Regions from separate parts of the Homo sapiens genome. Here region 1 is linked to region 2. A link is a loop called in an ENCODE intact Hi-C map of the cell type or tissue named here. Cell type or tissue: HepG2. All regions are shown on one strand. Links, peaks and the distances in the headings refer to the core of each region. The heading gives the core; the rest is flanking DNA.

Region 1 (8,326 bases), core at 36-8,035, 51 kb after region 2:
GGCAGCAGCAAAAGCAGTCATTCTAAGAGTAGATCTCGGTCCAGGTATGTCTTCCATGTTATAAGTAGAGGTGGTCAGCAGGGAATGCCTGTACCCTGTCTCACTTTTTTTTCTTTTTTTTTTCAAAGAGACACTCTGTCACCCAAGCTGGAGTCCAGTGGTACAGTCATGGCTCACTGCAGCCTCACCTCACTGGGCTCAAGCAAGCTTCCACCTCAGCCTCCCAAGTAGCTGGGACTACAGGCACATACTACCACACCCAGCTAATTTTTTAATTTTTTTTAGAGACAGGGTCTCACTATGTTGCCCAGGCTAATCTTAAACTCATGACCTCAAATAGTCCTCCCAGACTACTGCGATTACAGACATGAGCCACTGTGCCCAGCCTCACTTGGATTTCAATCATGTGACCAGTCTTCCTGCTTTTCCAGCTTCTTTTTCTTTTTTTTTTTTTTTTTCCCCCCTCAAGACAGAGTCTCGCTCTGTCGCCCAATCTGGAGTGCAGTGGCGCGATCTCGGCTCACTGCAACCTCTGCCTCACGGGTTCAAGCGATTCTCCTGCCTCAGCCTCCTGAGTAGCTCGGTTTACAGGCGTGTGCCAGCATGCCTGGCTAATTTTTGGTATTTTTAGTAGAGACGGGGCTTCACCATGTTGGCCAGGCTGGCTCTTGAACTCCTGACCTCGCGATCCGCCTGCCTTGGCCTCTCAAAGTGCTGGGATTATGGGCATGAGCCGCCGCACCTGGCCAGTTTTTCCAGCTTCTGATTGGCATTGTGAGGGTTCAGAAAACAATCCTCAGCCAGTGCCAGCCATGCTTTATATTGGGGGGTGTAACTCCACATGTATGCCCTTTGGTCTTTTTATCTCCTGATTAGCATGAAGTCACATGTGACACAAACAGTATCCCATGTCTCCTCAGGTCGGGCTCCCGCTCCCGGAGCAAGAGCCGGAGCCGGAGCCAGAGTCGGAGCCGGAGCAAGAAAGAGAAAAGCAGGAGCCCCAGCAAGGAAAAGAGCCGCAGCCGCAGCCATAGCGCTGGCAAGAGCCGCAGCAAGAGCAAAGACCAAGCTGAAGAGAAGATCCAAAACAATGACAATGTCGGGAAACCCAAGAGCCGGAGTCCTAGCAGGCATAAAAGTAAGAGCAAAAGTCGGAGCAGGAGTCAGGAGAGGAGAGTGGAGGAGGAGAAGCGAGGGAGTGTGAGCAGGGGCAGGAGCCAGGAGAAGAGCCTCCGCCAGAGTCGGAGCCGGAGCAGGAGCAAAGGGGGCAGCAGGAGCCGGAGCAGGAGCCGCAGCAAGAGCAAGGACAAGAGGAAGGGCAGGAAGAGAAGCAGAGAGGAGAGCCGCAGTCGCAGTCGCAGCCGCAGCAAGAGTGAGAGGAGCAGAAAGCGAGGCAGCAAGCGAGACAGCAAGGCGGGCAGCAGCAAGAAGAAGAAGAAGGAAGACACTGACCGCTCCCAGTCCAGATCTCCATCCCGCTCCGTGTCAAAGGAGCGGGAACATGCCAAGTCTGAATCCAGCCAGAGGGAAGGTCGAGGAGAGAGTGAGAATGCTGGCACCAATCAGGAGACCCGGTCCAGGTCGAGATCCAATTCCAAATCGAAACCAAACCTTCCATCAGAATCACGCTCCAGATCAAAGTCAGCTTCAAAAACCCGATCTCGGTCCAAGTCTAGATCCAGGTCTGCTTCCAGATCGCCCTCCCGATCTAGATCTAGGTCCCACTCAAGGTCCTAACTGGCTATGGCCACAGCTGGAACTACCCGAGAAGTCTTTTGTACATGTTTGGTAGCCGTAGCACAAGTGATTGGAGTAGAACATGTCACTGCTGTACATTTTTAACTCCCCTAATGGTGTGTCTATAATTGTTAAATCTAAGTGCTTCCTCTCAGTAAAGCCTCCTGGCACCAGGCCTTCCTGCTCGACTGAAAAAAATTTTCTCTTTGAAAATCCCCTTTTACTCATGGCCCACAGTAGAATATCCAAAACGCCTTGGCTTTCAGGCCTGGCCTTTCCTACAGGGAGCTCAGTAACCTGGACGGCTCTAAGGCTGGAATGACCACATAGGTAGGTATGGTGAGTTCAACCATTTTTGCTCTTGAATTGATGCCCTTCGATGTATGCCATTTAGTGAAAGTGCTAAGTCTTAAGTTTCCTACCACTTTGGTTTCATATTTTTGGACTTAACAAAGTTGTGAATAGCACAGTCGAGGAAAATTGATACCTGCAGTAACCCATAGGAAATAAACTGTAGAGTTCCATATTCTGGTATTGTGATTATATTGTTTTATATTAAAAAAGAAAAGAAAAGAATTTTTTTTAATTTTATTTTTCCCCGTCTTGCAAAGTATAGTGACCCCTGTTTCCATTAAATTTGAATAAAGACTATTTTTGCTTGACAAAATTTCATGGTGTTTGAATTGAAGTTGTACTTTCTGATATATCTTGATATGTCTTTTCTTAGCATAAAAAGTTCATGTGTAGGCCGGGCACGGTGGCTCACGCCCGTAATCCCAACAGTTTGTGAGGCTTAGGCAGACGGATCACAATGTCAGGAGTTCGAGACCAGCCTGACCAACATGGTGAAACCCCGTCTCTACTGAAAATACAAAAATTAGCCAGGCATGGTGGTACACGCCAGTAATCCCAGCTACTCAGGAGAATGAGGCAGGAGAATCGCTTGAACCCCGAGGGGTGGAGGTTACAGTGAGCTGAGATCACGCCACTGTACTCCAGCCTGGGCGACAGAGCGAGACTCCGTCTCAAAAAAAAAAAAAAAAAAAGTTCATGTGTAATGACTGTTTTGTTCCTTGGGATCACCCATCTTAGGGAACCAACACGTTCCTAAAGGATTTTTCTCACCAACAGAATAAAGGCAGGTTTCCGAGGAATTTATCATCCTTTCTCTTAAGAAACGTATGGCCAGGCTGATGAAGAATGAATCAGTTTGGAAACTTGGAGCATTACCAGATGAGTTGTTCATGAATATAGAGTTCTGTGCTGTTTGTCGAAATTGCCATGAATCTGCGGTATCATGATCTCATCACATTAAGATCTGAACTAATCAAAAACCAGGGGGAAAAAACTATACTGGACTTTTTTTTTTTTTTTTTTCCTGAGACAGTTTTGCTCTTGTTGCCCAGGCTGGAGTGCAGTGGTGCAGTCTCAGCTCACTACAGTCTCCACCAACCAGGTTCAAGTGATTCTCCTGTCAGCCTCCCAAGTAGTTGGGATCATAGGTACATGCCACCACTTCCGGCTAATTTTTGTATTTTTAGTAGAGACGGGGTTTCATCATATTGGTCAGGCTGGTCTCGAACTCCTGACCTGAGGTGATCTGCCCACCTCAGCCTCCCAAAGTGTTGGGATTACGGACATGAGCCACCGCGCCTGGCCTACTGGATAACTTTTGTCCTAATTATTCTTCCACTGCTTGTTTGGCCTAGCTCTCTAGGAGGTACCAGAAGTACAGTGGTTCCAATCTGGTCTCAGCCCTTGAGGGACTGTTGAGGGGCATCACAGCAGGGAGGATGCTTGAGGGCTTTCATTACATGCTGCAGCAAAATCTTGGGAAAGGAGATTCACTTGACTGCTGCCTGTGAATTTGTTGGGGGCTGTCCCTAGGCTTAAAACAACTGTCCTGTTGCTTCCTATAGACCAAAATCTTCGAATGCATTGGAAATACGAAAGTAGAGTGTCTCTTGCCCTCCTGGAGTTTGTGATCTAGTTGCTAGTGATGAAGGCAAAGTGGATATTCAGAGAACAGAGTCAGAACTTCATCTGGGATCAGAGGTAGCACTTAAGCTGAACCTTTTGGGGATGTAGGGTGGGACGCATTCCTATTGAAAGCCTGTGAGCATGGCTTTCATGGAGTTGGGAAAGCACAGGGTACTGTGCCCAGGAAACGTGGAGTTTGATACTGGAGAGTTAGAGTTTAACAAAATGGATTGTGTCATAGAGGGCCATGGATACCAGGAAGAGGAATTTGACCTTTATCCTGTAAGCACTGGGTAACATTGAAGGTATTTGAATAGGAGGGTGCGGGGAGTAGGGTTATGCTTCTAGACCTGACAGCATTGTGAAGGATTGGATGCAGGGAACCCAATAGTTCAGGGCATGCAACCCCAGATGATACGGGGCCTGCTTGATCAAAGCCATGATAGGAGGGAGCAGAAGAGGCAAGATTAGCAAGACTTGGCAAATGTCCTGGCAAAGGAGCTATCGGAAGCAGTCACAGAATGATGAGGCATCATCTGAGGAATGGGGAAGATGACAGGGGAAATTAGTTGAGTTTTGAAAACGTGTAATTTCAGAAACAGACGAGGCAGCCAAACCAAGGAACCTCACTCAGTTTCTGGAGAGTTTCCCAAACCTTTTTCTGGGCCCATTCTCGTGTCATCATGACAAGGTGATGAACCTAACCAGTAAAATTCCCACTGCCTCAGAGGATCTCATGCTGGTCTCCAGTGATGACGATAATTTATTATTCCGATTTTATCCCTATAAGGATAGGGATGTTTGTTGCGGCATTTTGTTTCTTTCAGGTTTTTTTTGTTTGTTTTGTTTTGAGATGGAGTCTGGCACTGTCACCAGGCTGGAGTGCAGTGGCACGATCTCAGCTCACTGCAACCTCTGCCTCCTGGGATCAAGCGACTCTCCTGTCAGCCTCCTGAGTAGCTGGGACTACAGGCACGTGCCACCACGCCCAGCTAATTTTTGTATTTTTAGTAGAGATGGGGTTTCACCATTGTTGGACAGGCAGATCTCGATCTCTTGACCTCGTGATCTGCCCGCCTCAGCCTCCCAAAGTGCTGGGATTACAGGCATGAGCCACCGCGCCCGGCACGCCCGGCTAATTTTTGTACTTTTAGTAGAGACAGGGTTTCACCATGTTGGTCAGGCTGGTCGCGAACTCCTGACCTGGTGATCTGCCTGCCTCGGCCTCCCAAAGTGTTGGGATTACAGGCGTGAGCAGCCGCATCAGGCATGTTTATGTAATTTAATAAACTTGCCAGGCCCGGTGTCTCACACCTGTAATCCCAGCACTTTGGGAGGCCGAGGCAGGCGGATCAGGAGGTCAGGAGATAGACACCATCCTGGCTAACATGGTGAAACCCCGTCTCTACTAAAAATACAAAAAATTAGCTGGGTGTGGTGATGGGCGCCTGTAGTCCCAGCTACTCAGGAGGCTGAGGCAGGAGAATGGCGTGAACCCGGGAGGCAGAGCTTGCAGTGAGCCCAGATCGCACCACTGCACTCTGGCCTGGGCGACAGAGCGAGACTCTGTCTCAAAAAAAAAAAAATATTGAAAATTTAATAAACTCGATATCATGAGCATTAAATGTTTAAGGCACATGGATTCTAACCAAATAAGTTCAGCACTGTGTTAATAGTGGCAAGGAAATTCCATGTGTACACAGACAGGACCATTGGTCATGTTTTTCCCAGCAATTTTTGAATGCTTTTGTGTTGGATTCTGAATGAAAAGAGGATAAATCAACAAGAAAGATGGAAACTCTCATCTATTGAATTCTGAATGTGCACTGGAGAAAGAACACTGGGTATTTTCATGTTCATTTTTCATTTTGTTTTCACAGCTTCTTGTGTTCACTATTGCTGGGCCCAATTGCAAATGAGACTAGTATGATGTCCCACCCCCCCGCCCCACCTTATATTTACATTTGGAGTGCCTTCTGCGTAGGCCAAGCACTGTTCTAGCCTCTGGGGATAAAGTATGAACAGCAAGGCTCCCCTCCCATGGAATGTATGTGTTACTTGTAGGACTGGTGTCACAGGGATTAGTCCATGATGATCTCAGTACTGAACACCTGTGAACCAGATAGTGCTTGGTGAGCATCAGTCAGTGCTCACTGTGTAGCAAATCATTCCAAGGGACTCTCCTGCCACCTCTTAGCCATTCACAGTCCAATGAAAGGCCTTGGGTAACCAAAAGGAAGACCCTAAATTTGATTCATTTGCCTACCAGCACCTACTATGAGCGAGTTGCTTTTATCTACATTACATTATCCCATTTTAAAAGATGAAGACCAAAGCTCAGAAGTGGAGTGATTTGGGGCCAGGCGCGGTGGCTCACACCTGTAATCTCAGCACTTTGGAAGGCCGAGGCGGAAGGATCACAAGGTCAAGACATCGAGAGCAACCTGGCTAACACGGTGAAACCCCGTCTCCACTAAAAATACAAAAAAATTAGCCGGGCGTGGTGGCGGGCACCTGTAGTCCCAGCTACTCGGGAGGCTGAGGCAGGAGAAAGGCGTGAACCCAGAAGGCGGAGCTTGCAGTGAGCTGAGATGGCACCCATCATGCACTCCAGCCTGGGCGACAGAGCAAGACTCCGTCTCAAAAAAAAAAAAAAAAGAAGTGATTTGGTCGGGCATGGTGGCTCACGCCTGTAATCTCAGCACTTTGGGAGGCCAAGGAAGGTGGATCACCTGAGGTCAGGAGTTCAAGACCAGCTTGGCCAACATGGTGAAACCCTGTCTACTAAAAATACAAAAATTAGCTGGGCATGGTGCGGGGTGCCTGTAATCCCAGCTACTCGGGAAGCTGAAGCAGGATAATCATTTGAATCCGGGAAGTGGAGGTTGCAGTAAGCTGAAATCCCGCCATTGCACTCCAGCTTGGGCAACAAGAGTGAAACTCCCTCTCAAAAAAAACAAAAAGTGGCCGGGTGCAGTGGCTCATGCCTGTAATCCCAACACTTTGGGAAGCCAAGGCAGGCAGATCACCTGCGGTCAGGAGTTCGTGACCAGCCTGACCAACATGGAGAAACCCCGTCTCTACTAGAAATACAAAATTAGCCAGGCATGGTGGCACATGCCTGTAATCCCAGCTACTCGGGATGCTGAGACAGGAGAACAGCTTGAACCCGGGAGGTGGAGGTTGCGGTGAGCCAAGTTCACACCATTGCACTCCAGCTGGGCAATAAGAGAAACTCCATCTCAAAGAAAAAAAATGAAATTATTTAATCAATGTAGCACCGCTAGTGACAATGTGGGATACATCTCTAGATTTTTCTGATTCTCTCCTAAAATGTCATTATTTGTGATAGTTACAGGAAGACATTTGAAGTCTTACAAGTGAGTTAATAACAGCTAAGATTTGAACCCAGATTGAAGTCAAGGCAGGATTTCTACAGGACAGAGTCTGCTTTCTTCAAGAAAAATATCTTCAAGTTGCTGCAGAACAATGCCACTAGCCCACTGCTGTAAGTATGTTTTAATTGTTACATCATCATCTGATCAAGACTCAAAGGTCTGCCTGGGAGTACCGGAAGAGTGAAGAGAAGGAGGTTGGCTCAATTTAATTTCCTCAGTGGAAAACGATGCATTAATACTGCACTGTTTGTGTGAAAATGTACACAATAGGAAATTTCCCAAAAATAGGAAGCAGCCAGAGAAATACAAAAGTCCACTATAATCTACCCTTTTGGGTGCTCAAAATCTACACATACCCTTCTCCCCATAATTATCCACCTGGCCCCCAAAATGCAAGACAAAAAGAGGAACAAAGAACAATGAAAACAGTAACAAATGTAAATATTAGGCTATTTCTTTCATGGCTAAATGTCAATGGCCTAAATAAAAGACTGTCAGAGTAGGGTTTGTTTTTTGTTTGTTTGTTTGTTTTTATGAGTTGGAGCCTTGCTCTGTCGCTCCCAGCCTGCAGTGCAGTGGCAGGATCTCGGCTCACTGCAACCTCCGCCTCCTGGATTCAAGCAATTCTCTTGCCTCAGCCTCCCAAGTAGCTGGGATTACAGAGGCCTGCCAACATGCCCAGCTAATTTTTTTGTATTTTTAGTAGAGACGGGGTTTCACCAGGTTGGTCAGGCTGGTCTCGAACCCTGACCTCAGCTAATCCGCCTGCCTCGGCCTCCCAAAGCGCTGGGATTACTGCTGTGGGCCACCGTGCCTGGCTAGAGTAGATTTTGATAAGCAAGACCCGGCGTGGCGTGGTGGCTCAAACCTGTAATCCCAACACTTTGGGAGGCTGAGATGGGCAGATCATGAGGTCAGGAGATCAAGACCATCCTGGCTAACACGGTGAAACCCCGTCTCTACTAGAAACACAAAAAATTAGCTGGGCATGGTGGCCTGAAGGTTTTACTTTTAAAAAGTAAAAACCCACTTGTACACAGACATGGACCGAAAGTAAGGGGCTAGAGAAAGACATACCATGAAGATAATCAAAAGAAACTTGGAAGGGCCTGGGGCGCGGTGACTCACGCCTGTAATCCCAGCACTTTGGGAGGCTGAGGCGGACAGATCACCAGGTCAGGAGTTCAAGACCAGCCTGGCCAACATAGTGA
Region 2 (8,270 bases), core at 271-8,270:
CACAGGGAGCTGAAACCCACCAAACTGCATGCAGATGCCCTTTGCCTATTCTTTCCCAGAGAAGATGAGTTCTGCCAGGTCCTAAAATGGACAACAGGATTAAGTTGCTACAGAAAAGGCCCTTCTTGGCTGGATGAGGTGACTCATGCCTGTAATCCCAGCACTTCGGGAGGCCAAGGCAGGCGGATTGCTTGAGTCTGAGAGTTTGAGACTAGCCTGAGCAACATAGTGAGACCTCTGTCTCTACAAAAAAACATTTTTTTTTAATTATCTGGTCATCATGATACTCATCTGCAGTCCCAGCTACTTGGGAGGCTGAGGTGGGAGGATTGCTTGAGCCCAGGAGGGTAAGGTAGCAGTGAGCCATGATTGCACCACTGCACTCCAGCCTGGGTAACAGAGCGAGACCCTGTCTTAGAAAGAAAAAGAAAAAAGAAAGAAAAGACACTTCCTAAGCAGAGAAAAAGGTGAGTTCAAAGGCATAAACACACACACATATACATAAGTACGTGCACGCAAACAAAGGCATAAACATCTCATTTACTCCCTCCTTTTAACACAGCACTTGGGCAAGCTTCAGACCCCATATGTAGAGCGGGGATGCTCCCTCACTGCACTTTTGTTGTTTTCCAGGACATGCCCCAGCCACGGCTTGCTCTCAACTGTGTTGGTGGGAAAAGCTCCACAGAGCTGCTGCGGCAGTTAGCGTAAGTCCCTTGGGCCTGCAGGTCCAGCTCGCCAGAGCTCTCCAGGTCTTTAGCTGGGAGGACCATCAAGTGACTGAGTCCCATCGCCAGTTCGAGCCAAGTCCAGGTCAGCACAATGTTGAGTGGAAACTAGGACCAAAGTCATCCAGCTATTTGGGCACTGGTTTCTCAGCCTTCCCCTTTGCAGATGACCAAAATTTTGGCCTATCCAGCTTTATTTTTCCAAGGGACCCCAGAAGTAGACTGCTAAGCTGCCTGCCATAGAGGAATAGTCAAGGATTTATAACCTAGGGATGTCTGAAAAAGTCACTTAGTCCTAACTTATTTAACCTTTCAAAATTTGTATTAGCTTTTAAAATAGATTCTAATTTTAAAGGTAACATTATGCTTATTACAAAACATTTTGAAAACATGTAAAAGTGCAAAGGAAAACTTAAGCATAAAAGTTTCCTGTTGGCTGGGCACTGTGGCTCATGCCTATAATCCCAGTAATTTGGGAGGCCAAGGAGGAAGCATCACTTGAGGCCAGGAGTTCGAGACCAGCCTGGGTAACATAGTGAGACCCCATCACTACAAAAAAAAAAATTAATTTTTTTTTTAAGTTACCTGGCCAGGCATAGTGGTTCATGCTTGTAATCCCAACAAGACAGGCAGATCACTTGAGGCCAGGAGTTTAAGACCAGCCTGGCCAACATGGCAAAACTCCATCTCTACTAAAAATACAAAAAGACTAGCCAGGTGTGGTGGCAGGCACCTGTAATCCCAGCTACTTGGGAGGCTGAGTCACGAGAATCATTTGAATCCAGGAGGTGGAGGTTGCAGTGAGCCGAGATCACACCACTCTACTCCAGCCTGGGTGACAAAGGGAGATTCCATCTCAAAAAAGAAAAAAAAAAGTTACCTATCACCCCACTACCAAGGGGGATAAGCCCTGTTGACAATATTAATGCATGTCCTTCCATTCTTCTTTCCCTTAATATAAGCTTCTAGGCCGGGCGCAGTGGCTCAAGCCTATAATCCCAGCACTTTGGGAGGCTGAGGCGGGCAGATCACGAGATCAGGAGATCGAGACCATCCTGGCTAACACGGTGAAACCCCGTGTCTACTAAAAATACAAAAAATTAGCCAGGTGTGGTGGCGGGCACCTGTAGTCCCAGCTGCTCAGGAGTCTGAGGCAGGAGAATGGCGTGAACCCCGGAGGCAGAGCTTGCGGTGGGCCGAGATTGCGCCACTGCACTCCAGCCTGGGCGACAGAGGGAGACTCCGTCTCAAAAAATAAAAATAAAAGCTTCTTGAGCTAGAGTGTGTGTAAAAAGACACTTCCTAATTAAAGCAGGAACCCCCTCAATAGTACGGATTCAGCTAGCGCATACTTGCTGAGCACTTACTAGCTACCAGGTACAGAGAGGGCTGCGACACTGATGTGCCCTCTGAGAATTCACAGGCTTGATGAGCAGGTGAGTCACGTGGCCAGAGCACTGTGGTGAGTATTCACCATGCACCAGACTGTGTGCAGCGCTTGACTTACCCTTCCCACAACCACCTAGACAGGGGGTGCAGTTCTAACCTCTGTTTTATACTTTTAAACAATGAGGCCCAGGCCGGGCGCAGTGGCTCATGCCTGTAAACCTAGCACTTTGGGAGGCCGAGGCAAGTGGATCACCTGAGGTCAAAAATTCGAGACCATCCTGGCCAACATGGTGAAACCTCGTCTCTACTAAAAATACAAAAATTAGCCAGGCATGGTCGTGGGTGCCTGTAATCCCAGCTACTTGGGAGGCTAAGGCAGGAGAATTGCTTGAACCCAGGAGGTAGAGGTTGCAGTGAGCCAAGATCGTGCCATTGCACTCCAGCCTGGGCTTCAGAGAAACAGTGTGTCTCAAAAACAAACAAACAAAAAAAAACAAGGCCCAAAGAGGTCAAGTACCTGTCCCAAAGTCTAGGCAGCAGGAGAGCCAGGCTTGACCCCACATTTGAGCACACCGCTTCAGCCCTATACCTGACAGACAACCCCTGCGGCAGACCTCAATCCCAATGTCATTGCAGGGGGAAGCGTTGTTACGGGTGTAGGCACTGGAGCCAGAATGGCTGGGTTCAAGCCCCTGCTCTGTGACTTACTAGCTGTGGGCCTGTGGAAAGTTAGGCAATACGTGAAAAACAATCCAGGCCTCCGTCTCTTCATCTGTAAAATGGGGGTTATATAAACCCTCTGCCTCTGAAGGGTGGTCTAACACGGGTCCCCAGCCCCCAGGCCGCAGACCAGTACCAGTTCGTGGCCTGTTAGGAACCAGGTCACGCAGCAGGAGGTGAGCGGTGGGTGAGCGAGCATGGCCACCTGAGCTCCGCCTCCTGACAGATCAGTGGCAGCATTCGATTCTCATGGGCATGTGAACCCTATTGTGAAGCACGCAGGGAAGGGATCTAGGTCCCATGCTCCTTATGAGAATCTAATGCCTGAGAATCTGAGGCGGAACAGTTTCATCCCAAAACCATCTCCCCCACTCCAGTCCATGGAAAAATTGTCTTCCATGAAACCGGTCCTGGTGCCAACAAGGTTAGGGACCGCTGGTCTAAAGGACACTGGGCGATATACAAATTGCTGTACAAATGACGGATGGACTTCAGCTTTCTCATCTCTAAAACAAGGTTGTTACGAGGATTCCCTGAGGCAGTGCATGCAAAATGCTTAGAACTGTGCCTGGCACATAGTAGAAGCCTGGTAAGTGTCAGCTAGTCTGATTAGATGAAGTGCAGCAGGGATACAGAAGAGAGAGGGCTTGGCTCCCAGGAGCTACTTTCTACAGCAGGTGGCAGTCAAGGGGCACTTAAGACCAAACTACCCAGCAGCCTCAGGGACAGAAGTACCTGCCCTAGGACAGCAGCTCCTTCCATTTGGTAGTTTTGAAAGTCTACCTTGTGTTGTCCCCAAATGTGCCTGAGGTCATCCTTAATCAACAGACTCCTAGAAGAGCCAGGGAGTGGGGAGGTGAACATAGGTTAAGTCAAGTGAACTCCAGGCTTATTCACTTAAAAATTATGTTAGCCTCAATCCTGTATGTCAGCTGACATGGGGGTGTGGGTGTCAGACAGCAGGTACTGAGAAGGCACCTCCTGCAGTGAGAAGATGCTTGTCATTGTTCCCTGCACCGTCCACATCATTCCTTATCTGTAGAGCTGTTTCCTCACGTTGATTCTTAGAATGAGCACTGGCAGATGAAGAGATGAGGTCTGGGCCATTTTCACTGCATCACCCTAGGTCGGACACCTGTAAGTGAGAGCAGAGCCAAGGCTGAACTCAGGCCTCGAGCTCATCTGGGGAGAGCATGTTTCTTTTCAGCACTTAATCAAAGCCTGACTGGATGGGTTAGATCAGTGGATTCCCAATCCTGGCTAAACATACAAGTCATCCAGAGCGGGTGTGTGTGTGTGTTTAATATACATTCTCGTCTCCTGATTCATTGAGTCTGGGATTGGACCTAGGAATCTGGTTTCTTGGTTGTTTTGTTTTGTGTTGAGATGGTCTCACTGTGTTGCCTAGGCTGGAATGCAGCAGTGCAATCTCAGCTCACTGCAGCCTCAACCTCCCAGGCTCAAGTGATCTTCCCACCTCAGCCTCCTGAGTGGGGCCACAGGCATGTATCACCGTGCCCAGCTAATTTTTTTTTATTATTATTTATAGACACAGGGTCTCACTATGTTGCCCAGGCTGGTCTCAAACTCCTGGGCTCAGGCAATCCTCTCACCTTGGCCTCCCAAAGTGCTGGTATTACAGGTGTGAGCTGCCATCCCCAGCATGCATTTATTTATTCATTCATTCATTTATTTTCTGAGACAGGGTCTCACTCTGTTGCCCAGACTGGAGTGCAGTAGTGCGATCAGGGCTCACTGCAACCTCAATTTCATGGCCTCAGGTGATTCTCCCACCTCAGCCTCCTGAGAAGCTGGGACTACAGGCATGCCGCCTTGCCCAGCTAATTTTCTGTACTTTTTTTGTAGAGATGGGGTCTCCTTTTGTTGCCCAAGCTGGTCTTGAACTCCTGGGCTCAAGTGATCCACCTGCCTCAGCCTCCCAAAGTGCTGGGATTATAGGCATGAGCCACTGCTCCCAGCTGGAATCTGTATTTTTCAACCTTTCCCAGAGATTCTGAGAGCAGGGTTTATAAAGGAACCAGGGTTGGAGTAGAAGCGCCATGGCAGGTTCAGGAAGGGCTCTGTCTCTGCCTTGCATCCACTCTTTGTTCTCTTTGGACTTTTCAGGCGTGGAGGAACCATGGTAACCTATGGGGGGATGGCCAAGCAGCCCGTCGTAGCCTCTGTGGTAAGCTGGGTGCAGAGGGAGGCATGCCTGGAGCCGGGCCAGACACCTCAGCCAGGCCACATCCCCTGGCACGACAGCTGTCTAAGCTTAGGCAATGCCCCGTTCCTGGAGGGGAGTCTGTACCCTTAAGCGGTACCTGAAGTTCTTGCCCTCAGAGCCCAGCATGTCCTTCCTGTGTCTGCAGAGCCTGCTCATTTTTAAGGATCTCAAACTTCGAGGCTTTTGGTTGTCCCAGTGGAAGAAGGATCACAGTCCAGGTGAGTGCATGGCCCAGTGCCAAGAGTCACAGATGAGGGCAGTGCCTAAAAATGGCAGCAGAAATGACCAGCTATTCTGAGCCCTGGAGGGGTGATTGGGTCCCCAGCCCCACAGAAGGATCAAAGAGAATAGCCTTAGTCCAGCTACAGTCAGCAAACAGTTATTGGACTAAACTGGGTTAGTCTTAGGGGCGCAGAACAAGACAGACACTGCCCCCGTCCTGAAGAGCTGACAGTGGGGAAAGATGGATAGCCAAACAGAGAGAATAGACTCTGGAGCCAGCCTGCCTGGGTTCAAATTCTGCTTCCACACTACTGGATAGAGGTTCTGCCTAGCCAGCAGTGGGACCTTGAGCAAGTTACTTAATCTCTGCCTCAGTTTAAATGTCCTAAGTTTAAACTCTTGTTAGCCGTGTTTGACAGAGGAGGAAATTGAGGTTCAGAGTGGTTAAGTAGCGTGCCCAAAGTCACCTCCCTGCAGGGAGGTATGAGGCACGATGTAAACAGATCATCTCCCTGTTCATCTCCTGGAGGACTGGCTCCCCAGAGCGGGATCTCCAAACTCAGGACAAAGAATAACATGGAGTTATCCAAGTGAAGGGGAGGAAGGTGGTGGCATGAAGGCAGTGTTTCAGGCAGAAAATATCGAAAATCACACGTGCAACTAGGCACTGAAGCGGTTCCGAGCGACCTGGAGCACTAGATCTGAGCTGGGGCTGGAAAATTGGGTGAGTGGGTTGTGACCAGGTTACAGAGGCCTTATAAACCTGATTAAGGCATTCAGACTCATGGGTTTTTTTGCTGTTTTGGGGGGTTATTTTTTTTGAAACAAGGTATCGCTCTGTTGCCCTGGCTGGAGTGCAGTGGTGTGGTCACAGATCACTACAGACTCAACCTCCTCGGTTCAGGTGATCCTCCCACCTCAGCCTCCCAAGTAGCTAGGACCACAGGCACACGCCACCACATCCAGCTAGTTTTTGTATTTTTAGTAGAAATGGGGTTTCATCATGTTGCCCAGGCTGGTCTCAAACTCCTGGGCTCAAGTGATCCACCCACCTCAGCCTCCAAGAGTGCTGGGATTACAGGCGTGAGGCACCACACCCAGACAAGACTCACGCTTAAAGGCAACTGAGGAGCCAGTATAGATGACTAGATTTGAAGGCTGAATGAATTTATGTCTATGGAAAAACACTTCTCAGCCGAGGCCTTCACTTCTCAACTTCCTGTACCATATAGGGTCCTTCGCAGGAGGCAGGCCCAGGAAGGGGATGTTGGTGGCGTCCGGTCGTGGGGTTCTAAGGGAGTCCTGGGCTCTCAGGGAGAGCTCCATTTCCTGAGCAGAGCTCAACTGTTCCACATCACTTGGCGTGCCAGGCATACCCACTCCCTCTCTGGGCCTCCTCTGGCCTCCCTGCCTCCGCCATCCTTTTCCTCCCACCATTCAGTGCTCCTGTCTCCACTGTGGCCAGGTTCTGTGAGTCTGTGCCATCTTAGCCACCACTCTGAAGGGTGGTCTCTGCCTGTCTGCCCCTCAGCCCCTAGAGCCGCTCCTATGTTCCCCTCTCCCCACCTTGACCTCACTGTCCTAAAGACAGGCAGGGACCAGGCTGCCTCCACAGCCACCCTATCCTTGGCACAGCCAGGACTCTCAAGGCTTTATTGGAGCTTGGTGCCAGCTCCTGCCCATAGGGCAGCCCCGTGCCACATCTCACCAAGCCCCAGCTGCTGTTCTCTTGTCTGATTTCCTCCAACCTCCCGCAGACCAGTTCAAGGAGCTGATCCTCACACTGTGCGATCTCATCCGCCGAGGCCAGCTCACAGCCCCTGCCTGCTCCCAGGTCCCGCTGCAGGACTACCAGTCTGCCTTGGAAGCCTCCATGAAGCCCTTCATATCTTCAAAGCAGATTCTCACCATGTGATCATCCCAAAAGAGCTGGAGTGACATGGGAGGGGAGGCGGATCTGAGGGGCTGGGTGCAGGCCCCTCAGTTGGGGCTCCCACCTTCCCCAGACTACTGTTCTCCTCACTGCCTCTTCCTATTAGGAGGATGGTGAAGCCAGCCACGGTTTTCCCCAGGGCCAGCCTTAAGGTATCTAATAAAGTCTGAACTCTCCCTTCCAAAAAGTAGAAGTCATCCCTGTCGAGAAGGACCAACACTGTGCACTGGTCAGCTCACAGCACCAAGAGGCCCCCTTCCTGCTTTTCTGTCATGTGTTCCCCCAGTAATCATTTTCTGACCACCCTGAAAGCAAAGCCTGGGTGGGTACTGGCAGTGCAAAGGCCAGTAGGCCACCATCCCTGGCCCCAAGCTGCACAAGCCCACAGACGAGGGTCCTGTAGAACAAACGCTTTGATGTGCTTCTCAGGTAGCCTGCGGCCCAGTCCAGGGCTTGGGGAGGATCAGCTGCATGGAAGAGTGAATGCCAGGCTGAGGTCATCAGGGCCCTGAGGAACTTGGACGTGGGGTCTTCACTCTCATGGAACTGCCCTTCTAACTGGAGACATAGACAATATACCAGTGGTTCTCAACCAGAGGCAATTTTACCCCCAGGAGACATTTGACAATGTCTGGGGATATTTCTGGCTATCACAGCTTATGAAGGAGGTTGCTACTGGCATCTAGCAGGCAGAGTGAGTGCTGCTGTTAAACCCACCACAGGACACAGAACAGTCTACTGCAACAAAGAATTACCCAAGGCCTGGCGCGGTGGCTCACACCTGTAATCCCAGCACTTTGGGAAGCCAAGGCAAGCGGATCACTTGAGCCCAGGAGTTCAAGGTCAACCTAGGTAACGTGGTGAAACACCATCTCTACAAAAAATACAAACATTAGCCAGGTATGGTGCTGTGCACCTGTAGTCCCAGCTACTCGGGAGGTTGAGGTGGGAGGATCACCTGAGCCTGGGAGGTCTAGACTGCAGTGAGCCATGATCATGCCACTGCATTCCAGCCTAGGCAACAGAGCAAGACCCTATATCAAAAAAAAAA

Evidence for each region. Peaks named below come from ENCODE experiments on the same cell type or tissue, not always from the same donor. Only the 100,000 strongest peaks of a DNase experiment are listed, where the experiment ranks them.
Region 1: it touches region 2 in a loop (10-fold over the local background); 5 of 110 quality-filtered maps call a loop at or near these places.

What each region holds. Positions count from the first base shown.
Region 1 is chr1:29,141,821-29,150,146 of GRCh38, reverse strand. SRSF4 (serine and arginine rich splicing factor 4) reads left to right here. Exons shown (of 6, transcript NM_005626.5): 5 at 1-44; 6 at 921-2,404. The coding sequence ends at 1,737. Among named protein-coding and RNA genes, the nearest start is that of TMEM200B, 22 kb to the right of the region's middle. In HepG2, for the core only: no CTCF peak of the experiment used is centred there; a DNase peak (open chromatin) is centred at 3,966.
Region 2 is chr1:29,192,953-29,201,222 of GRCh38, reverse strand. MECR (mitochondrial trans-2-enoyl-CoA reductase) reads left to right here. Exons shown (of 10, transcript NM_016011.5): 7 at 634-707; 8 at 4,965-5,025; 9 at 5,210-5,282; 10 at 7,044-8,270. The coding sequence ends at 7,201. Among named protein-coding and RNA genes, the nearest start is that of SRSF4, 15 kb to the right of the region's middle. RefSeq lists an enhancer at 2,446-2,946. In HepG2, for the core only: a CTCF peak has its summit at 3,520 (motif pointing right); a DNase peak (open chromatin) is centred at 3,522.